Regions from separate parts of the Homo sapiens genome. Here all the other regions are linked to region 3. The links are chromatin loops, found by intact Hi-C in ENCODE. Cell type or tissue: IMR-90. All regions are shown on one strand.

Region 1 (8,000 bases), 320 kb before region 3:
TTAATTAATACATATAAATTACTTAGCTGTACATAGTAACTACCCAATAAATAATGCCTTCTAGGAGATTTTGTGCTAAGTATGAGGCAAGGTTTAAGTCCTAGTGAGGTGCAGATCACTGGGCCCAGGGCCACCTACTGTGGAGCTCACAGTCTAATGGAAAGAAGAACAACAGTTTTAATTTTCTTTTCTCCAAGGGATCAGAAAATTCTGTCTTTAAGCAGGCAGATTTCTCATCTGCCTGTAATGATACTCATGCAATAGGATAAATGGATTGAGGAGTATTCCCAGGCTCATCTTTTCCCCTAGCCTAGTAGAGAGAATCCTATGGGTACCGCCTCCATTTCTATCTCTTAGCCACCATCAGCAGGATGACTGAATCTGACATAGAGGGTGGGAAAAACTAGGTCAATCTCCACAATAAAACATCAAGTGAAAAAGGAGGGGGGAAAGCAAAGTGCCATCTTCAGAACACAGCAAGGGCATGCAAATGTGTGCATGTAGGGTGTGTATGTTGGGTATACATGCATGTGTGTGTTTTGCGAGTGCGTGCTGTGTGTGTGAGTGTATGTGTTGGGGGCTGGGGTGGTTCCAGTGTAACTTCAGGGTTTAGGGAAGGTATAAGACAATAAGATTGAAGTAAGTATTACAAGGATCTACATTTTCTTTCTTGTTGTCAAAATACAGGAGTAAAAGAACTCTATTCCTCTATTATTACTTTTGGCTCACTGATTGTATTTGTGCAAGTCATGCTCCTTGGAGACCAAAAAACCATGTGGTTTTATGGGGTATGGAACACCTATTTGCCAGGAACCTTGCTGGCCCATTTGTTTGAGAGAGACTCTCAAGTTCTGCCTGTCCTTGATCAACACCCTAAAGCAAATAAGATTTCAAGGTTGTTCCAGTCTTGGAGAGCCCAGCCACATGATTGCTTGGGCATCAGTGGGTTCTTTTTCTAGTCTCAGAGCCTTCAATGCAGAGTATGCAGTTATGAATCATTTCCCAATCTTAGACCACTGTGCCGTGGCCTCTCTAACATTGGCAAGGACTATTACAATCACAGGGGACAGATTCTACAAACACTAATGTACAGCAGTTTCCCAAACTTCCCTGATGGTGAAAAAACTGATTCCTGGGATCAATCTAGCAATACTGAAGCAGAAATTCTAGATGAAATGTCCAGAAATCTGGATTTTTGACCAACATCACAGGCAACTTTTATCAGTAAAGTCTGGAACAACGGTGTGGATGTTTCCAGCATTGCCAAAGCTCCCTACCCATGAAGAAGAAGCCAGGTGTCTTTCATGACTGGTGTACTAGCCACCTATGGTAACTAAAGTTGAGGATGAGAGATGAGGACCCATTACCCTGCACCCAACTTAGCAGCACCAAAGTTCATTATCTTTAGGGGCATAATTAGTTCAGGTAGAGCAAAGCTACACTGTAGACACAGTTGTCGATGTCTGCTTGCCCTTCCTCACCTCCTCTTCTCACATTCCTCTCTGAGCCACTCACTTGCTGCCTCTGGGCTCACTGCTCTTTTGAATTCCTGAGGTCAACGCTTTAAATATGATACCCTAAAGCCCCCAGATGAGCTCACCTCTAGATCTCCTGAGAGCAAGTTTCTCGACAGAATATATTAGTATCCTGGCAGCAGCTGGAGGATCAAAGCTAAATCTCCTAAACTGTATAAGTGGAGACTCCCTGCCTAGGGCTTCGGACACCCCTTCAACTTACTGTTGGGTATAGCTACCATACTTTCCTTTGACTACCAAGAGCAGTGTGACCTTGATTCAGAAGTTGCCATACAGGTTTTATTGAGAACCTGTGAATCTTCTCAGAGTATTTTTAGTTGAAAAGTATTGTGGAATTTTATTAGTTTTCTATTGCTGTGTAACAGTATTACCACAAACTTAGCCACTCAAAGCAGCACACATTTATTTTCTCACAATTTCTGTAAGTCAGAAGTCCAGAAACTACTTAGCTGGGTCCTCTGCCTAGAGTCTCATAAAACTGCATTCAAGGAGTTGACCGGGGCTACGGTCTCATCTGAGTCTTGACTGGGGAAGAATCTGTTTTCTAACTAATTGAGGTTGTTGAGAGAATTTAGTTTCTTGAAGCTGTAGAACTGAGAACTTCCATTTTTTATGGCTGTTGACCAGAGGCCACCCTCAGTTCCTTGACATGGGTCTTCCAACATGATCACATGGCACATCAAAGCAAGCAAGTTGGGGAGAGACCCCAGCAAGACTGGTGCTACAATCTTATATTATATAATCATACACATGTAATCACATACATTTTGTCCCCTTTTTCATGCTCTTTTGATTAAAAGAAAATCACAGAGCTGGGCACGGTGGCTCATGCCTGTAATCCCAGCACTTTGGGAGGCCAAGGCGGGCAGATTGCCTGAGGTCAGGAGTTCGAGACCAGTCTGGCCAACATGGTAAAACCCCATCTATACTAAAAATACAAAAAAAAAAATATCCGGGTGTGGTGGCACGCACCTGTAATCCCAGCTACTTGGGAGGCTGAGGCAGGGGAATTGCTTGAACCAGGGAGGCAGAGGTTGCAGTGAACTGAGATTGTGCCACTGCACTCCAGCCTGGGCAATAGAGCAAGACTCCATCTCAAAAAAGAAAAAAAAATTACAGGTCTTGCCCACATTCAAGGGCATGCGCACCCCCAGATGACCCTGAGGGGGATTACCTTAATGAGTTTGTGTGTGAAAGCAGTGATCACTAATTAGAGTGTCTGCTCAACCCCAAAACAACACTACTTCTCTAAGACGTGGGTTAACTGTGGCAGCCATGTGTGTGCTGTGGGACCCCGTACCCTGACCAGAGTTGATTGATGGGCAGGCAGAGACCCAACCCAAAGTGAAGCAATCAAATTCTGCCTTCCAGGATTAGGGCACTGGAGTTTACAAACAGCCAGTTAGTCTGAGCTATTTTCCTTCACGGAAGAGAAGACAACTATTTGTTGGGTGATCTTTTTCCAAAATGTACACGTGGGAAAGACAGAACAAAATTGGGACAGAGAGAATGATGAAGGTGATCTCCAGGGGAAAAAAATGAAAATTAGAGATGGAGAAAACAATTCACAATTCACTTGGGTTTCCAGTGGCGATCTAGTTTATGGTTCCAGGTTCTTATGTAACACATTGATGATGAGTTCCAGAACTCTTTCAATATCCTGTCAGTAAATCTTCTATTTTGCTTAAGCTTGTTCAAGTCGGCTCCTGTTCCTTGTCAAGGTAAAGAATCCTGATTAAGTTGAGATCTCAAAGCGGGCCTTATCTGTTCCTCACTTATAACCTCTCCAGCCTTCATTCACCTGCCCACACATCCATCCACCTAATAGGCATTTCTCTACTCCCTCATATGGCCCCTGCACTGTCCTGGATGCTGGGATACAACAGCAAACAAGACTTGAGCTCCTCACCCTCACCACCTCACAATCTATGGAGATGCCAGGCAGGTAAGCAGAGTCCCAGGTGGGAGGTGCTGAGGAGCACAGAAAAGAGGCAGGAACCTGAGCCTGGGGAGGAGGTCTCCAGGAAGGCTTCCAAGAGGAAGTGGCTAAACTGAGATATAAGAAGCAAGTCAGGACTAACCAAATGAAGGGGATAGCAGAGACAATTGTGCCAGGCAATGGGAACAGCATGTGAGGAGGGGACAAGGCAAATCTGTACAGCCTGGGAGCAGGAGCAAGACAAGTCTGCAGTCAAGAGAGCTGAGTGTATATGAAGAGACCTTTCATGGAAATGGTGAGAAAGCTGACGTTTTATACATCTGTCCCCCAAAACTATTACATCTTTGAAGCTAGGCACTGTAATTTTTTTTAAATTATGAACACTTAGCTTTCCATTAGGGATTTATTAATTTAAAAGTACGTGTTAGGGCATCTTATTTACTTTTTCACTTGTATAAATTAAAATTCACTCTTTTCAATGTAGACATCTATGATCTCTGACAATGCATGCAGCTATATAACCACCCCCATTACCACAATAGAGAATAGTTTCATCACTCAAAAAACTTCCCTCAAGCTGCTGCTTTGTGATCAACCCCTCTCCCCACTCCCTGCCCTTGCTAATATTCTGTATGTTCAGTATTTTATTTAATCTTCATATCTACCTGTGCAGTATAGATAGTAGTATTCTACTTTACAGATGAGGAAACCAAGGCTCAATGGATTGTTGTCTTCCTTCTTTCCCTGGCTTCCTTCTAGAATTGAGTGATTGCTCTGTCTGTGAAGATAAGGGGCCTGTTCCCTCAGATCATCAAGTAAGGCACTCACATTTGTCAGGTCACACACAAGAAAACATCAAGTCAGTTCAGAAAATTGCCCCTTGTTTTCTAAGACTTGAGCTCTGTGCTGAAAGGATATAAGAACAGAAAACTGGCATTATCCCTGGGTCAGATCTGCGTTTCCTGGCCTTCTGCTGTGGGGCCGAAGGCATGCATTTCATGAAGCCAATAAAATGCACCTTGTTCTCAAGAAATGTTACAACAGCTGGCTTCCAGATCCTCTGATTGTTATGTCTTTTTTGAGAAGTATCCATTAATTACTTTTAATCATCTCTTGATTTTACCAGGAAGGTCATTATTTCTACAGGGAGCTTACGGACAGATTTGGGAGTGTTTTCATGTTGTTTTTTTCCTGTGGTGTGGTGTAACTTTCTTTGTCATCAATACATACGTCAAAGCAGGCTAACCAGAGTATTTCCCCAGCCACAGCATATGGTTGGGTCATGCAAACAACCATCGTAAATCCTCCTTGACAGTGGCCCAAAATGATATCGTGACCTGGTCCCAGTGGAATCCAGATTTATGAAGATCTGAATGTGAGAACTGAGTGTTAGGAGCATGGATTTTTGAAAATGTGCCACATGAATACATCTGTCTATTTATATGGCTACTTGCCTCCATATGTGGCCAGTGAATGAAAAATATGTGCAGAGGTATTTGAAAAATTCTTGAGGTGCCTGAATAAGCTCGCCTGGTCCCTGGCACAGAGTCAGCACCCAATAAATATTCCCTGAGTGAGTGAGTGAATGGATGGATGAAGGAAGTGGAACTTGGGTCAGTTATAAGGCATCTCATTTTTCTAGAAAGTAGCTCACTACTATAAGGGCATACTTGATTACCTTTTCTACTTCTGAATGCACCCAATTTTGTTCAGGAAACCTCTGTATCCTCAATCCCAGTGGTAACTCTTAGTCTAAGCTAATCAGAACATGGCATTTTTTCATGGAGACTATGATTGGTCTGGGAAGATGCAATGTGACCTCTGTTGGCCCAATCAGATTAAAGGGGATGAGTTTTAAGTCCATGGCATGGGAAGAAGTTTTTCATTTTTTTTTCTCTGGGGAAAGACAAGGGATGTCACCCTATTTCTGCTCTAGGGCTTTTCCCTTCCATGCCAAGATCCTGCCTGGGCTGCCCCATTTACCTTATGACCTTGAGGGGAATCATTTTGGATTTGAGCCTAGTCCTGTGTAAAACAGAGAGCAGAAAACAATCTTATTCTTGATGACATAGTTGAGCTCCTGGACATTCCTGGAGAAGACCAGGATGCTGGACCAGATTTCACTCTTGTTGTTTGACAGAGCAATTTCCTTCTGGTTACCTTATGTTGGAATTTTTGTTGCTCTCTCCTGAAAACAAAAAGCTAAGGTGAAAGTCTGAAGTTGAGAAGAGAATAAGGAAGAAAGCTCAGTTAGTTATTTTGTGTTGTTTCTATCAACAATAATAGCAACTTTTGCATGTAGAATACATGCATGAAGATTAGTGTTAGATCCTGTCTTTCATTGTATGTATACACACCCCTGGGAGGTGAGTACTGTTATGCTTGCTTTGCTCACCTCCCTCAGGTAAGATTTGCCCACCTGGAAAAGAAGTTTTCCTCCTTTTCTAGTGATGCTGTGAGTCTTTTTCTTTCCCCTTATTAGTTTTTGCGCTGGTTTCCCTGGCAACAAAGAGAAAAAGAGGTTTCCATTATTATGTACTTCACAATCTGTCATGTCTTCATCCATTCATACTATTGTCCTTCTCACTGGTTCATGAAATTTAGAAAATGGGTTAGCAATTATTCCTTTTGCAGTTACTATAAGCAGGGTGTAGGCACGGAAGAAAGAGAAGAGGAACAGCATGGTCTGCTTTGTTTATGCAAGTTTTACAAAGAAACATGAAAACAACCCTTGCCTACAGTGATCTTATTCTCTAATTGGGGCACCAGGGCAGGGCATTTCAGATGGTGATAAGATACTTGAATAAATAGAAATACAAAACTGTGTTAGCCATCAAAAGCTAGCATGTCATTAATTCTTGGATGAGAGGAACATATTACTTTCAAATCCAGACTTATTTTTTTTCCTCCACCATCATCTTTTGCCTGGAGAGCTGCAGTGACTTCCAGATCTGCTTCCACCCTGTCTACTGTCAGATTGATTCTTCACACTGAAACTAGAGAGATTTTGTGGAGAAGCAACGCAGACCATGTCATTCCTCTGCTCTTTCTTGCATGCCTACAAGATTCTGCCTGGGGCGTTCCTCCAACCGCTATACCCTGGTCTTATGCCATGCCCCGTCCAATTCTTTCTGTTGCTTTCCTTTTGGGAAATTTCCAGCCCCACCAAGCAAAGGCCTTTTCATATGCTGTTCCCTCTGTCTGAAACACCCTTTTCTCTTCTCTTCAATTACTCAACACCTATTTATCTTCCTTCCTTTCTCACTTCAAACATGCCATCCTCAGCAAAGCCTTCTTTGAACTCCTTGTGTCAGATAAAACCTACAACAGGCTCTCATAGCACTAAGGATCTTCCCTTTGGCCTTGTCCCAGCTGCAGCTCTGCAGTTTGAGTCATCATTTAAGATACACCTCCAGATAGAGAGGGATCTTATCCATGTTTAGTCACTATTGGATCTCCAGAGCTTGACAAAGCATCTGGCATATGGTAGATGCTCAGTAAATATTTATTGAAAGAAAGAATGAGTATATAAACATGCAATCCATGCTCACTTTGTGCCAGACACCATGCTATGAACCTAACCATATTTTCATGTACTTATTAGAACTCTTTAGTTCCTTTCTATGAGAGAAACACTATTGTTGTCATTCCCATTTTATAGTTGAGAGCACTGAGGCTTAGAGAGATGAAAGGTGTCCAAGGTTACACACCAAGTAAGTGAGAGAGCTGGGATTCCAGCTAGGCACGTGGCTTCACATACTGAACTCTTAACTACTGGCCTCTGCCACGTCTCACAGAGGAAAGAAAGTTCTGGAAGGTCAGAGGAAGGAGAAGCTTTGTAAGCAAGCAGGAGTTTGGGCTAGTCCCAAAAGGCAAGCTGGCTTCATCCAGAGAGGGGATAAGAAGGAGGAGTGGTGCAGTGGCACACTGCCAACCTAAAGGCACCTTAGAGCAAGGTTCCCTTCTGGGTGGGTGAATTAGAAAAAAAATGCCTTGTCCTTCCTGCAAGAGCTGGCTTAATTTCAGCTTCCACTTTCTGGCTCTCTGGGCCACCCTCACCACTCTTTTTTTCTTTTTTCTTTTTTTTCCAGTGCACAAACCACTCAGCCATATGCAGCACTCTGCAGGCATGAAGACTCAGAGGCAAAAAAACAAGAAGTGAAAAACTCCATTTGGCTAGAGTGGAGGCTTTCTGAAGCAGATATAAAAGTCTAAGACTTGTGCTGTCCAATATAATAGCCCCTTACCACACGTGGCTATTTAAATTTCAATGAATTAAAATTCAATACAATTGAAATATCTGTTCGTCAATTATATTATCTGCTTTTTATAGCTACCTGGACTTGATAGCTGCCAGAGTGGAAAGCACAGATAGAAAACATTTCCATTGTTGTGGAGAGTTCTATTGGACAGCTCTGGTCCAGAAAGCAAGGTGGAGCCATTGACTGTAAAAAAATTGCTCACCCTTTATGCATGCCATGGGCTATGAGGAGTCATGAAAGGGTTTTAAGCAGGGAAGTGGTGTG
Region 2 (8,000 bases), 1.2 Mb before region 3:
AAGTATCTGGCTTATGAACTCTGGCCTTTTTCCTCTAGAAGGACTCCTTGATGCCTTATAGCAGCCCCTTGCATTTTAATATGCTTTTGCAGGGAATTTTGCAGTGACCTGCAGTATGGCACCTATGGATACATCTGGATTTGCATCACTTACCCCAAACATATGCTCTGATTAAGGACAGGATCCAGTGGTATTAAAGGACCAGAGGAATTTGTTAACAAAGCATAGAAGTTGTTGATGGCCATCCCGAAACATTGATCTGTGAGATTCCAAAATTACATGTGGAGAAGCTGCCTTGGACAATAAAAGAACAAAACACATTCTGGATCTTAATAGGAAACAAAAATGCATAGACAAAAGCAGATTGCTTCTTTAAATATCCGATTTCAGAACAAGACTAGCCTCCTAGGAAAGTTTAAGGGACCCTGAATTTAATTGGGAAAAGAAGCCCGGGTTTATGTTTTCTTCAGCGTCAGGCTAGCAGATGAGACTGAATTTTTGACACTTTGCAGAAGACAGACTCCTTTCCACTAGCGGAATGAATCTGGGGCCTGCATCATTATTTTACTTTGTAAATTCTGCATGTGCTGTAATCAGACCTCTTAAATGCAGATGGTTACTGCTGGAAGGAATGAACAACATTAAACTTTGAAAGGAAGAAAATGAAAGGGTTTCTTAACTATTTCAGCTTATCTGTCCAGCCCCAGGGTTTAGATCACAGGCCTACAGGGTGACTGCTCATGATCTTTTTGTGCCTCTTCTCTCTAAGTGGGAGATTCCATGAAGTTCTTTTGCCAGGAACTTGAGAGGCAAAGAATATACAGAATTTGTTTCATTTATGCTGACACTCTGTCCATTAGAATTTATCAGGTCTCATTATTTTATGGGTATTTGTTATATCTTCAGCCTCTTTGTTTTATGGTTGGCCTCCAATGGGTTCTAAGTGAAGATAGGCTATGGATATGATTGTCATAAGTAACTGGTGACTTCCCATTGAAGAAGCCTTTCACAGAGATGGAATCTTTGCATGCCCTTTGCTTTCTCATGAAAGATGCCCTTATCAGTGTAAATACCACCGATGTCTATGCTGTTCTTAAGGAAGGTGCAAGGGAGGAGGAGCTTACTCGCCAACCCTTCTCACCCCCAGCTTCTTCCTGGACCCATGTCCTGTGGGTATCTCCTAAATGGCAGTGAATAATGCTTTCTGAATTCTCAGACCTTTGAAAAATAAGTTCAGTACCGGAAACTTAGGGAGAACATTGTCAATTTTTCTTGAAAAGGGTGATGGTTGAGGGAGAAATTGGGAGTAACTATTATTTTCCAGACTCAGTTTGATGTAAAAATGTTTCAGTGCAAGTGTTTCCAGAGCTCTGGTTCATGGGACTGGGAGATCAAAAATCACCTGTAGCACTTGTTTAACATGTGAATTACCATACCTCTCCCTGGATCTACTGTGTCAGCACTTCTAGTCGGGGGCTCAGGAATCTGCATTATCAGGTATTCAGATGATTCTCGTGTGCAGTCAAATTTGGAAGCCACGCTATTTTTGTGTAATTTTTATATTTTAATAATTGAGTATATTTTTTGCAGGTGTGTGATTCATCACACCACGGTGAGTGATAGGAATATGATGATCCCCTGACTGTATAGAATTGTGTAAATCATTTGGGTGCTGGTGTGTCTCAGAAGTTGCTGAATTATATTCTTATGGGCTTTCTGTCCACCCATCACTTTGTTCCAATGAATAACATATGTCATTGTGTCACAAAAAATTCTTGAGAGGAATTTTTGACCTTAACCTCATGGAAACTCTTAATTTCCAGAAATCCTTTCATGTTTAGTTTCCAAAATATTTGATATAAATTTTAAAGGTGCTCAAAGTTACCGTATAGCATTTGTGAATTTTAGATGCAACACCGTGGCTTTCGTCAGAATGCTAGGTAAGATTATACTTCCCTATAGAAACGCATCTGAAGTGAAGGGGATTTGTGGCACAGGTAGGATCCATCTTTGAGGTGCTTATCAGGGCTATTCAAAACTGGGCTCTGGAAAGATAAGGCTGTGGTATGTCTTGCCATGTAGGTAGAACACACTGTTAAAGACTCAAATGCACAGGTCAAAGAAAAAACATGCTAAATTAGTAAATTATCTTCCCACAGGTCATGCTTGTGAATCTAATTGAAGAAGTGTTACGGTTCTGTTTACATTTCTTGATGTTTCTAAAATGAAAATAAAAAGTAAATTTGCAAATTTGCCTTTAATTCTTGCATGTTAACCGCCCTCTTTTAGAGATAGTCTGATGAGGGTAAAATGCACTTTAATCTCTATTTCTAAAACTTTATGCCAACTAAAAAAGAATTCTAACATACTCTTAGGTTATTTTATAGATTATATTGATAGTGAGCTTCAGTTTTAAAGTATATTTTTCTAATCTACCATAAAATACGTTCTATATCCACTAGAACTATTGCTTTGGTGGTTTCTATTTCTAGCACATGTTACTATGTTTTTGAAATGGAACATTTGCTGTAGGGGACAGAACATTTAGCATGAAGGATACTAAGCAATAACAAAATAAATTGTCTGCAAATAACGATGTAGGGTGCTTTGACATAATGTTTCTATTTTTCAGTCTGGTAGTTCATCTCCCTGTCCTTCCTCTGGGTTTGTATTTGATTTGGGGAGCGAGAGTTAGGATTTGTTTATTTAGGAAGTAGATGCAAGAGTCCAAAAATGAACCGCGTCCTAATCCTGCCCCCGGTGACTCTTATAACAACATTGTGGAGGGATTTTTTGAAATGCTATCTCTTCTTAAGAGGAAATTTTCTGCAATATGAGTATTTTATCCTATTATTTCTTAAATTAAATTAAAGAGCATAGATAGAGTACTTTAAGTTGGAAAATAGTTTCTTGAGTACTGAAGTGCTACAATTTTCCCCCCAAATGAATACATACTTTTAATCTCAAATTTAGTTTATTCTATTATTTCATTTTTGAACTCAAAGGAAATAAATCTCTTCATTTTATTCCCTCCATAGGTTTCAAATGTTCAGCTCATAAAGTTACATAATCTCTTAAAAAAGTAAAAGATCATAACCAAATTTAGAATTCAAAACAAGGACTATACATAAATAATTCTTGAAAAAAAAATCCTAAAACCCCAAGAACACAGTCAAAATTGTGAAAAGGCATCAACTTGAAGTAATTTAAATAGCACAGTTTTATAGCTGTCTTAGAATGACCTTGAAAAAATGTTTCCCAAAACGAATTCTCCCTTAAATAATTCTTTCAGACAGAGTCTTGAAGAACAAACTCTCTTGAAGTGAATTGTTTTCTTTGATGCTGTTCTTTTTCCTGCAAATCCCAGAGGACAGAATATTTGGTTTTAACTTAAGATAATGAAAGTAATTTTACTTTGAGAACTAGGTTTTCAGCCGAATTGTAAAGCCTGTCTGCAGGTGAGATTTAATTTAATCCTTTGAGTACTTAAGAAGCATTCCTGAGACAGTGGCCAAGAAAGTGACAAGATTAGCACTTTGTTTATTGACAGTGTGTGGACAAGAAAAGACTTTTATCCTGAAGAGTTTAATGATTTTTTTTAAGTGATCTTACTGACAAATCTTAATTACTAAAATATACATTATTTAAATAGTCAAAGATTAGATGATGTGTTTGAATTTTAAAGTTAGTTGCAATTGAATTGTAGATGAGGAATTAAACAGTAACAAAGCAACCATGAAAGGCAGGTACTATCTTGTCAACTAACTTATAAGTTTAGAATAGAGTTAGAGGGTAGAAAATGAACGTATGAGTATTAAAAGAAAATGTATTAACGAAAATCTGTGGAAGATCTGTGATATATTTCTCAGAATCAGTCATTTGCATGTGGTTTTCATGAGAGTTTAAAGATTTTAAAAGATTTTTTTTTACTTGTCCTATTGCTTCCTTTTTAATTCCTCTTTTTTTTTCTGAGTGTCTTGTGTTTCCGATAAGCAGTCCAATTTTTCTGATGTCAGACACTATTTGAATAAATAAAGAAGTCCATTACAAATGAAAGGTATATGCATGGTTGAAACTTGATCCCAACGCTATATAACATATATAGCTATGACTTTCCAATAAAATTAGTGCCATAAAAAATTCTTAATCATTTTCTGTTCAATGTGTGCAAATGTACTTTTGCCACACACAATGATCCCCTTGTGTACACTCTGCTTTTTATTTTATTTGGGGAGTACAAAATGTTGAAAAACTAGAATATTTTACATACTAAATTTGATAGGTCTTCAGGTTTTTATATGGAAAACAAACAAAAATAAATCTTCTTTCTGACTATCACGATATCCAGCAGAAATGACTTTACACTATATTAGGAGTTTTTTTCATTTTGCGGGCTCCAGACCTCTTGGCCGCTCTGCCATCCTCTCAATACGTTTAGCCACGGTTAGCAAACCATGAAGATCTTGCCTACAGTAATCACTTATTAATATTTTGAAATCATAAAATATTTCTAGAAGCTCCTTTGGATTTTGCCTGCCATTCCATCATTGGACTTTTTCAGGATGTTCCGTTTTAGGACAATTTGGGGATGTTTTAAATTTGCTGCCTGTTCATTTTATGTCTAAAGGAAAAATTACACAAAATTCCTTACCATTTGGAAACATGTTGTCTTGGTTAGGGGTTTCGACCACATTTTAAAATTAGTTTTAAGAGAAAATGAATTGTATAAATGATCTGAAATTCAGTTAAGCACCGAGAATTGGGAAGCCGCTACTTTTATTTTAGAGTACCTTATTCATTGAAGTCAGACTGCTGACGATAAAAGAGCATTCTAGACCTTTAAACATTGATTATGCACTTTGGGGAGCGGTCTTATTTTCTGCTTTCACCCGTCCATTTGAATTTGGGCTTTGGTAGAGCTTGTATAGTGCAGTATCTCAAATATTCCACAGGGTGTCATGATGTGGTTGGTTGTTCTCAGGGACACTGTTTGGTAGGAGGTATATGAGCCAAGCCTTATCCAGTGTTTTAAACGGCTGGTTCACTTTGTTTTCAGTTGAGGAATATTTACTGAGAACCTCCTATGTGCCAGCCCCACGATAGGAATGCAGATCTTAGTGGTATTAGGAAGCTCCTCTTCTTCGCTTTGTGTTTGGCATTTCAGCCAACAGAATATTTACCAACACAGTGAGTTGGCTTGAATGTGTTTGAATTTATTTCCCATGTAGCTTTATGTCATTTGGGAATGAATCTGAAATGGAAGATCAGGTTTTGCAAACAACTAAATTCCCCAGTTAGAAACTAGTTCTTTTCCCTCCTTCATCTCGTGGGAATGTATAACTATATGTGCAGGTGCAGGAAGGGGGCTGAGAGTTCCTTCTCTAAAAGACTCCTGGGGTAGTTGTGTGGAGCCTGAAGCAGGAGCTGGGGCTTCTTGAGTCTGTCTGAGTGTGAACCTCACTTTGCCGCTAATTTGCTGGGTCACCTTAATCAAGTTACTTTGCTTCTTTTCACTTTAAATCATTGATGGTATTTTCAAAGAGTAAGTGAAAAATAATCTGTTTTTAAAAAGTATTTAGTGGCTTCCATTTCTGCAACAGGGTGTCATAAAGTCACTAATACTTGTTCCTTCCCTCCAAATACAATTGAGTACCTGAAAATAGTACGACAGGCAATCATAAAAGGACTTTGACAGGTAGTAAAGAAGAAAGTGGATTGGCTAGGGACCTGAGGACTTGAAGAACGGCATCATGGTGAGTTTCCTGACTTTTCTTCCCATCTCCCATATATATCTTACTGGGCACTGGAGAGCCCTGCAGCCCTGAATTGCCAGCAAGAATTGGTGGAGGGAAGGAATGAAAGAGGGAAAGGAAGAAGGAGAAAGTGAGAGAGGAAAGGTGGAAGGAAGGAAGAAAGGGGAAGGGAATGCCTGCTTTCTCTGGCCAAAGGAGTGGAACAGGAGAAGCCCAACTGGGATTTAGTAATGGCCCAGTCTGCCCAGAAATGTTGCCAGCCAAGCCCTCAGTAAGCCAACCCATTTTCCTGTCTTACATCTGCCAGAAGTGGTGAGCGCAGGATGCCTACAGCAGCTTCATCAGCAGAGCCAGGGTAGCTCAATCTATCACCAGCCCCAAACTGCTGGTAGAGCCTCTCTGCCCCTAGCAGTGATATCAGTGACCCGGGGAGGAGACTCTTCCACTCCTTTGGTCAGACTGAACTACTATGCTAAACCAAAACAGATGACTTCCTATTAGGTAAAAGATATACATAGAATGTAAATAGGAAAAAAACCCCACCTCTTAAACATATATCTAAAATGTCCAAGATACAATAGAAAATCACCTGTCATACCAAGAAAATAACCCATTATACCAAGAAACCTGTCATACAAGAAAAATCACAATTTTGATGAGAAAAAGACAGCTGACATGAATCAGATAATAGAATTATCTGACAAAAGCTGTAAAGCAATTATCATAAAATTGATTGAATGAGTGATTACAAGTTCATTTAAGAAGTGGAAAACCTCACTGGAAGGACTCAACGGTAGAGTGGAAATGACAGAAGATAGAATCACTGAACTTGAAGACAGATCAATAGGACTTAATCTGAACAACACAGAGAAAATAATACCCTTAGAAAATTCTCTAAGGGGAGATATATAGATACATATATATCTATATGTATCTCTCTATATATATCTATATATATCTCTATATATAGAGATCTATGTATCTATATCTCTCTCTATATATATAGAGATATATCTATATGTATCTCTCTCTATATATCTCTCTCTATATAGAGATATATGTATCTATCTATATATGTATATATACATATACATCTATATATGTATATATACATATACATCTATATATTATATATACATATATAGATATATATGTATATGTATACATATATACATCTCTATATACATATATAGATATATATGTATCTATATATCTCCCCTTAGAGAATAGCTATAAGGGAGATGAGTGCTGTAGCTTATGCTTGTAATCCCAGCTACTCAGAGGAGGCTGAGGTGCGTCATTACACTGAGCTATCTATGCTCATGCTACTGCACTCCGGCCTAGGTGACAGAGGGAGACCCTGTCTAAAAGAATGGCAAAGGAAGCTCTCCAAGCAGAAAGGAAATAAAGTGTAATGGAAAAAAAATCAAAGTAATTAATAATAAACTGCATATAAACTAAATAAAACAAGCTATCTTTCTCCTTGTGGTCCTTAAATCACGTATGTGATGGTTGAAGAAAAATTGTAACATCTGTTTTGGTGTTCAACGTCTATGTTTCCTTTGCTGTGCAAAAGCTTTTTAGTTTGATGCAATCCCATTTGCCTATTTTTCCTTTGCTACCCGTTTTGGGGTTTTATTTAAAAAAAAATCATTGGCCAGATCAATGTCAAAAAGCTTTTTCCTTATGTTTTCTTTGGGCAGTTTTGCAGTTCCAGCTCTTGTATTTAAGTCTTTAATCTATTTTAGTTGGTTTTTACATGTAGTGTGAGATAAGGGTCCAATTTTACTTTTTTGCATATGGATATCCAGTTTTTCCAACATTATTTATTAAAGATATTCTCTTTCCCCTATTGCATGTTCCCGGCAATTTTGCAAAGAAAAATTGACTACAAGTGCATGGATTTATATTTGGAATTTCTATTCAGTTCCATTGATCTGTATGTTTGTTTTTATGCCAGCACCTTACTGTTTTGATTACTATAGCTTTGTAGTATATTTTGAAATCAAGTAGCATGATGCTTCCAGATTCATTTTTTGCTGAAGATTGCTTTAGCTATTCAGGGTCTTTTTTGGTTTCATATGAGTTTTAGGATTTTTTTTTCTATTTCTGTGAAAAATGACATCGGAATTTTCATAGAGATTGATTTGCATCTGTAGAATGCTTTGGGTAGTATGGAGATTTAAGCAATATTAATTTTTCAAATTCGTGAACATGGGATATCTTTCCATTTATTTGTGTCTTCAG
Region 3 (8,000 bases):
GTTATGAAAGTTCTAATGCAATGCCTGCTTCTCAGGCTTTCTCCAAGCTGTTCTGCCTGCTATTGTCTGGGCAGTTAACATTTTAATTAATAACTCTCTCCCCCCAGCAGGCTGTCACAGATGGAAGAGGAGAGTGTTTCATTCTGCCTTGAGCTCCTACTTCCTGTGTATTCCTACCCCCGGTGAGATGGTCCTTTAAATTACATAAAGATGTGCATCAATCACATGGAGAAAAGCAATTGATCAATTAGATGACACTGGGCAAGTTAGAAGCCAGCACTCACATCCCAGCCTTGCAATAGGGCTAGGGTCTGCATTCCTGAGCTGAGGCTAGTAGCTGGCAGCTGAGGCTCATTTCCCCCACAAGGGGAAGGAGGTGCAGACAAATCTACAGGAATTTTTAAGAGATCATTATTCAACACTTTGCCTGTAATTACATTTTGATGAGGTTTTTATTGCTAATTCATCATCCAAGATGGGGCATTCTAGATATGAAATTAATCTAGTAGAACAAAGGTCAGAGTGTGTCCAGTGAAAAGAAAAGCCTTTTCCTCATCAAATCCTTTCTTCAAATAATAAAGCAGCCGAGAATCCTATCTTCTAAATCAAATTTCCTTAAAGTGCCTACTCTCAGTTATTAATAGCATAAAGCCAAGGCTCCTTGGTACTTCTACAAGCAAATGTGGATTCTCCAAGCAGGCTGGTGTGTTAGGAATACATGCTCAGGGGCCTGAAATGGAATGGGAAGCATGCTCAACGCCATGGTGTTAATGTAAAAGCCTATGTGAGAGCACTCAAAACTGCATTTGAAGCTCTAGTCTACAGCAAATCAATTTTTGCAGAGACACATCAGCCTGCTGGTGTCTTGGCTTGAATTCTCTCAGAAGTCCCTGAGAACAGGATTCAAGTGCAAAGTTTTTATTTGACAGGGATTCCCAGGAAATACCCGCAGGGACATGGCAAAGTGATTCAGAGATGGGAGGGCAGCCAACAGGGTGCAGGCATGTTACCACTACGGGCAACTGTGGCATAATCCCATCAGGGAACTCTGGGAGCCAGTGTAAAACACAACCCTCAGAGACACCCCACCTGAGAAGGGCAGTCTTTGGCTGAGGGATGCTAATTTCTCGTCACATCTTGTCTGCTGCATGCCTGAGAAGAGATGACTACAGAAGCCAGAGAAAGCCTTCACCTAGCTGCTGTCAGGTATGAGCCATGCTACACATACAGGAATGGTCAGAGCAGAGTGGAGGAAACGGGGCAGTACCAGCAACGACTTCACGACATGCAGCCTCAAATAGGAATTTGTCAACAAAACCTGGGTCACCTACCCTTCTTTGAAAATCTGGCCTAAATCTATGAACAGATTCCAGAACCCAGCATATTCACCATCCCCATGCCTCAGAGTTTTTGTACACACTGTTTCTTCAGCCTGGACCAGTCTCCACAGTTTTTCTCATCCTCCAGGACTCAGCTTAATACATCATCCTGGCCAGGCATGGTGGCTCACGCCTGTAATCCTAGCACTTTGGGAGGCCAAGACAGGTGGCTTGCCTGAGCTCAGGAGTTTGAGACCAGCCTGGACAACATGATGAAACCCTGTTTCTACTAAAACACAAAAAGTCATCAGAGCATAGTGGCAGGTGCCTGTAATGCCAGCTACTCAGGAGGCTGAGGCAGGAGAACTGCTTGAACCTGGGAGGTGGAGAATGCAGTGAGCCGAGATTGTGCCACTGCACTCCAGCCTGGGCAACAAAGTGAAATTCTGTCTCAAAAACAAAAAACAAACAAACGAAAAAACCATCATCCTTAAGAAAGGGTCTCCCTGACCATCTAACTAAGGCAGGTACCTCTCCCGACTTTTTGTTTTCTCAGATTTTTGTTTCTTTTGGCGAGCTTATCCAAATTGTGTAGTATTTTTATTTATCAGTTTGTTTTAGAACTTTAAAAACCCACATCTTCTCTATGAGAATGAAAACACCAAATAAAGGGACAATTCTATCTGCTTTATCACTAGATCTTTGGCATCTAATAGGGTGTCTGCCACATGACAGGTGTTCAACAGACAAATGCCAAGTGAGGGAAGGACAGGAGCAGGTGGGGGAGGGAAAGATGGGAGGAAAAAGGAAGGGAGGAAGGGTTCCAGTCACACACAAATGAGCAAGTAACTCATCCATGTTATCTGAAAGGCCTTCTGCTGCTCCCAAGCATGCTGGACTGTGGCCTCAAAGTTATAGGCTGCAAACCAGCTCCCTGCAGCCTTCCCTAGCTACCCAGTGCACAGCGAGACACCAGGTACTTTCATAAATTCTCCTTCTTGTCAGTACTCTCAACCGTGGTGCTTGATAACATATTGTTTCATTGTGTGCTCGATTTCCTACACATGGGTTTTCTCTCGTCATTTATTTGTCATTCCACCTCCTTTGCCAAGTACCTCACCAGGCCCTGGATATACAAAGCTGAACAAAACACAGTCTCATCAGTGTCTTCATGCTACTTGCAGCACAGAGGAGCAGATGTGTCATGATATTTCTACAATGTCGTGGGGAGCCCAGACTCAAAGGTCCATGCAAGAAGACTTGAGGAATGGGGACAGACCCCTCTGTGGGGGAAGGGGAGGCTGAGAGGACTAAAGTTTTACAAAGGAGGGGTGACAGGGCAGCAGGAGGTGGTGTCAGACTGTGAGCTCCTTGAGAGCAGGGGTCAGAGCCACACCCAGCAGTGGTTCCCAGACTTTGGGATTCATGGTTGGATCAGTCAGGCTGCTCTGGTTGCCAGCAACAGATAACAATTCTTAATCACTTGAGCAGAAGGGGGAGCTTATTGGAAGGGAATATGGAAATTCTCCACTCCCACTACAATGGGAGATAGATAAATAATGAATGAATCAATCAATAAAGGACAGAGGGTCTCTCATTCTTCCTTTTTCTTTTTCCTTCCCTCCATCTCTTTCTTCCTTCCTCTCTCCCTCCTTCACTTTTCTTTGCATTCTTCCATATTTCCTTTCTTCTTTCTCTCTTTCTTTCCTGGCAGAGTAATGACTATAAAAGACAAACCTTCCATGTATTCTCACCTTCGTATCACTCAGGGCCACAGCAGGAAGCACGTGGTATACATGAGCTGGCAAATTAAGGAGGATTTAGTAAAGAGGCTCTTGGAAAGGCCTGGGCAGGGTGTAGGAAATGACAGGAAATGGTGCAGCACCCTGAAGTTAGAAACAGTGGGGCGCACCCACCCATCTGCATGAAGGGTCAGAGGGAGAAGCAGGTGCCGGAGCCCGGAGACTAGTAGGCTTATGAAGCTTTAGAGGGGGTGCAGCCAGTCCCAGAGGACACGGGTGAACACACAGCCTGACTCCCCTCCCCTCTCTCCATTTCCTGTGAGTGTCCCCCACTCAGCAGACCCAGAGTCGCAGCCCAGATCAGAGGGGTCACTGCTGTGTTCCATACAGGTGGGCATCCTAGGGCCAGGGGGATGCTGTCTGGAGAGGCTGACAGAGGCTCTGCAGCCCAACCTGGCATTTTGTCAAATAACCTGAGGACACAGCTTCAGGATTAAAGAACATTCTTTCAGTTGAATAAGCTTAATTTTATGAAGAAAATACACTGTCCTACAAAGCAGGGGTTCCTTGCTGGCAAGAGGGACCCAGAAGAACTATGGGCTCACAGAGGTGGGTAATTATCTATAGCTGTCTTCTTGGTTTTTCTTCTGAAGACTGACCCGAATTTACTTTTTGCTTGACACATTCCTTGGCCTAAGCATCAGGGAATATCTTTTTTGCCCTTCAAATATGTAGTTATTTATTAATTTAATTTTTTAAATCATTATATATAGAGAATCTTCACACACAGTCAACCCCTCTGTGGTGAGCACTCCACGCACGAGGCAATGAGAACTGACCCAGGCAAGGCACCCAGGGCTCTCAGCACAAGGCCTGGCCCGAGACCCGTGGTGAGGGCAGTGTTGTGATTCCTGGTAGCCTGGGTGCTGCGGCGCCTGGCACCCAAAGGGGATTCATAAGCACACTGTCCATAATAAAAAAAATACCTGTGGGATTGATTCCAGACCCCATCAATCCCTTGAGTGTCCAAGCACACACCCAGTCACAGGAGCTGTGGGTTCTCAAGGTTTGCAGAAAGGGCGTAGCTCCCACCCAACAGAAACCCAGGCACCCACTGACTTGAGTTGTAAGCCCTCCCCTCAACGCTGCAATCTGTCCACTCGTGCCCAGACCAGGCAGTGAGGACGGTGCCCTCACCAATTCCGTCAGGAAGAAAGCACACAAGGCTCTGTTTTCTTTTTCTTTCTTTTTTTCAAACCAAATGATGTATTTCCAAAAGAACAGGCTCGCTACGTGGGGTCACACAGTCTTGTTTATTTTTTCTCAGAGAACGCTCTCCTCTGAGCAGATACACTTACTAAGCCTCTGTTAATTCTTTCTTTGAAACTAAACGAAATGGACTCAGACCAGGCCTAGGTTGCAGTCGCCCGGGCTCTGTTCTGAGAATGTGCACTGGCAGGGGCTGGCTCTGCATGGGGACCGGGTACTCGGCGGTGCCCGCGCGCCACCTACTGGACAGTCTCTTTCAGTTCAGCAGCAGCCTGAGAGCGGGGGTCCAGGAGGCTGGCAACAGATCCCTGCATTTGGGGACCACCGAAAGTTCCGTGAACAATGCTAGGCCCAACTCCCCATCCCCCCACCCCCATAGGCTGTGGCCGGCAGAATGCATGGTCCTGAGATGAGACAGAGAAGTCAGGCCTGAGGTCAGTGATCCTGGGGAGACTGTAGAGTATCTGCTGAGTGCAGTCCTCCCCCACCTCCTCTGGGAAGCCCTTCTGCATCTCAGGGCACCCTTCCTCTAAGGAAAAGCAGAGACTTTGTCTGTGAGCCCATAGTTCTTCTTGGTCCCTCTTACCACCAGGGAACCCTTGCTTTGTGTGATGAGCTTCTTGTGGGCAGAGACCTCCTTCTACCTGCTTCTATGTCTCCATTAAATAGCATAGTGCTGGACTTAAGGACATCTGATGAATGCTTGCAGGCAAGCAGGAGGGGATAGGGAGGGATGAAAAGAAAAGGGAGCTTAACCAACCACATTTCTGTTTCTGCACCCGACGTAGCAAGGACTCAACAAATGTTTGGTGAATGAACGTGTGTCACCTGCTCTTCTCATTTATTGTAAGAAACTGGTACTCAGATATCCAACCATCAGCATCACTCAAACATCCTGCAGATCATTCACCAAATATTTACTGACTACCCGCTCTGTGTAGTAGCAAACTCCCAGCTATTCACAAAGGACCACAGGGGAGAAGTTAAACAATAGACGTTTTCCAAGAGTGGTGATTCAAGAAAACTAAAGCAGGGGATGTGATGGAGAGTGATGGAGGAGTATGGCTTCTCTGGGTGGGCGCAGCGATGCTTCTCTGAGGTGACATCTGAGCTAAGAAGTGGAGGATGAGAAAATGCCAGTAAAAGGTGTACCTGGGACAAGATTTCAGGTAAAGAAGAGTTGAGCATGAGAATTTGGAGCAGGAAGGAGCTTGCGGTTTCTGAGGAACGGACGAAAGGACCTGCTATTTCCTCAGTTGCGGAATTGCATAGTTAAGAAAAATTCCATTTGACTTTCACATCTAAATTCTTTGGAATTATACAGAATCTCTTCCTATGGCCTATTGCTTGAACTAAGTCAGCTGGATTCTAGAAGTGCTCCTACCTTTTTAAACCCTTATTTAAACTGATGTTTGATGTGCACTGTCTAGTTAGCATTTAACACATATTCACATGTGTCCATGGGGGATGTCCACTTAGTTCCATACAAGAGGACTAAAGTGTGAGAACATTTACACTGATTAGCATGTCCATGTATCAATCCATGGATTTAATAACCTTTCATGAGGACCCATCTATAACCACTAACAAACGTGCACTGCCCAGGAATCCACAAGAACAAAGAAGCAGAATCCATGTTTGGAATGGGGCAAGGACAGTCCAGAGTGACACAGGGAAAGGCGAGTGCCATCCTGGAACCCAGGCTGTGGAGAGCTGGTGGTGGAAACAGCAATATTAAATTCCAGCGGAGGTGCGAGGACTCTTGGGTTAGGAAAACTTAAACTCGTTCAAGAGTTCATCTGAGTTTTCCAGAACAACAGAAATGGCTTTGGCATCAAAACATTCTGATTTAGATGACCTAAGTGCTCAGGTTCACCTAGTGTGGCTACTGCTTTCCACCCACTGGCCTCCATGACAGTTTGTCTGCGGAAGTCTAGATGGCGTAGGGGTGAACCTACATGGCTAGAATAGGCAGAGTTTCCAGGCCAAACTATGGAGCTCATCTGCCCTGGCAATCAAGTCAAGGCCCCTTGAATTCTGGGCAACCTCCCACTTCCACTCCTGGACACTGGAGAGGCTACAGCCTGGGAGGGAGGGAGGGGTGGTGGCCACGGCAGAGGAGGCTAACTGGCCACTAACTGTTGGCCCAGACTTCCAGGATGGCACAATGACGGGTGGTGGTGGAAATAGAGCCTGCTCTAACCCACTTTAAGGAAAGAGGAGGTCCTATAATCCATTTTATCTAGAAGGGTCCAAAATGTCTGGTCACACTCTAGACCTGTGCTGTCCCTTATGGGGGCCACAGCCACTGGTGGGTCTTGAGCACCTGCAATGTGGCTTGCCTGAATTGAGATGTGCCATGTAGGATACACATCATATTTCAAAGATTAGCATGAAAAGAATGTAAAATATCACATTAATAATGTCTGCATTGATTATATATTGAAACACTGATATTTTGGATATGCTGGGATAATAAAATATATTCTTAAATTTAATTTCACTTGTTTCTTTTGTATTCTTTTAGATGTGGCTCCTAGAAAATTTGAAATTACATAGGCAGCTCCTGTTTGTGGCTCACATTATATTCCTACTGGACAGTGTTAAGTCTAGACAGATTCTGACATGATTACCTCGGTACTGGTCCAAATGGCTGCAAAGACCAGGTATCCCAGTCACTCCCACCCTCCAACCACTCTGCCTCCCATTTCCTGAAGAACCCACGCAGCAGAGTGAACTTAGTACACCTAAACTGACTGGGGTTAAGGGTCCTAGTTCTGGCACTTTCCAGTTATGTGATCTGGGAGACGTCACCTTAGGACTCAGTGCCTCAGCTTCCCATCTGTAACATGAGGATATTTACCTTCATCTTAGAGAAGCCCAGCTGCTCAGCCCAGTACTCACAGTTGTCCTCACTTCAACTCCAGGCTGCTGCTAGATGTATCTTCCACCTGGACCTCCCCTCCCCTTCATCCTTTCCTTAAGCCTCTAGGCCTTTCCAAGGCACATAATATCCTAGGCTTGCTATTCAATTAGTCAGTGATTAAAAGCATTAACACATGTGAAACACTTAGAATAGTTCCTGTCCCATAAAAAGGAATCAGTGAATGTTAGAAAAATATACTAATACCAACAACAACAAACAAATAAAAAGCGCATCTTCTCTACTGTCCACAGTTACTGATACACGTATCGTATCCATCCTATTAGAGTTTGAGTTATTGGAGGTAGGGCACATCTCTGTGACCTCTCTGAGCAGCTTGCTCAAGCCTACAACATAGTGAACATTCAGTGTATGTTGAAGGAATGAATGTGAATTTCTCTCCATCATTTTTACCTCCCATCTCATCCACTCCCACATATGTGACCCATGTGACTGGCAGATTTTCATCCAGAATGAAAACCCTACAGCATCCTTCCTCATCTCCTGGGTTTGCAGACACAGAGCAAACAGCTTCTGGCCAATTTCAATGCAGGCTTCATGGAAATGAGTCCTAAATTTTGCCTGCCTGAGGCTCCTCTGTGGAACCCTGCCATTGCTGCAGCTGCTGAAAGGGAACCTCCTTTGTGTTCTCCTGTCGGTTTGACCAGGTCCACATTCCAGACCTCCTCCTTGGGGGAAGGAAATCAATTTAGCTGTCCCTTTATTCTAAAAGGTAGGGACAGATGG

The links. A loop is a pair of places that touch in the nucleus more often than their neighbours do. Peaks named below come from ENCODE experiments on the same cell type or tissue, not always from the same donor. Only the 100,000 strongest peaks of a DNase experiment are listed, where the experiment ranks them.
Region 1: it touches region 3 in a loop (3-fold over the local background); 20 of 110 quality-filtered maps call a loop at or near these places.
Region 2: a loop joins it to region 3, with 10 times the contacts of the local background. A loop is called at or near these places in 11 of 110 quality-filtered maps.

What each region holds. Positions count from the first base shown.
Region 1 is chr3:55,166,683-55,174,682 of GRCh38, reverse strand. All of the region lies in intron 2 of LOC124906243 (a long non-coding RNA gene), which reads left to right. Among named protein-coding and RNA genes, the nearest start is that of LINC02017, 7.5 kb to the left of the region's middle. In IMR-90, no CTCF peak of the experiment used is centred here; DNase peaks (open chromatin) are centred at 4,792 and 6,902; H3K27ac peaks cover 3,509 bases.
Region 2 is chr3:56,039,493-56,047,492 of GRCh38, reverse strand. All of the region lies in intron 7 of ERC2 (ELKS/RAB6-interacting/CAST family member 2), which reads left to right. Among named protein-coding and RNA genes, the nearest start is that of MIR3938, 190 kb to the right of the region's middle. In IMR-90, a CTCF peak has its summit at 4,949; a DNase peak (open chromatin) is centred at 4,972; H3K27me3 peaks cover 568 bases.
Region 3 is chr3:54,850,571-54,858,570 of GRCh38, reverse strand. All of the region lies in intron 17 of CACNA2D3 (calcium voltage-gated channel auxiliary subunit alpha2delta 3), which reads right to left. Among named protein-coding and RNA genes, the nearest start is that of CACNA2D3-AS1, 47 kb to the left of the region's middle. In IMR-90, a CTCF peak has its summit at 4,564 (motif pointing left); a DNase peak (open chromatin) is centred at 4,490; H3K27ac peaks cover 779 bases; H3K27me3 peaks cover 162 bases.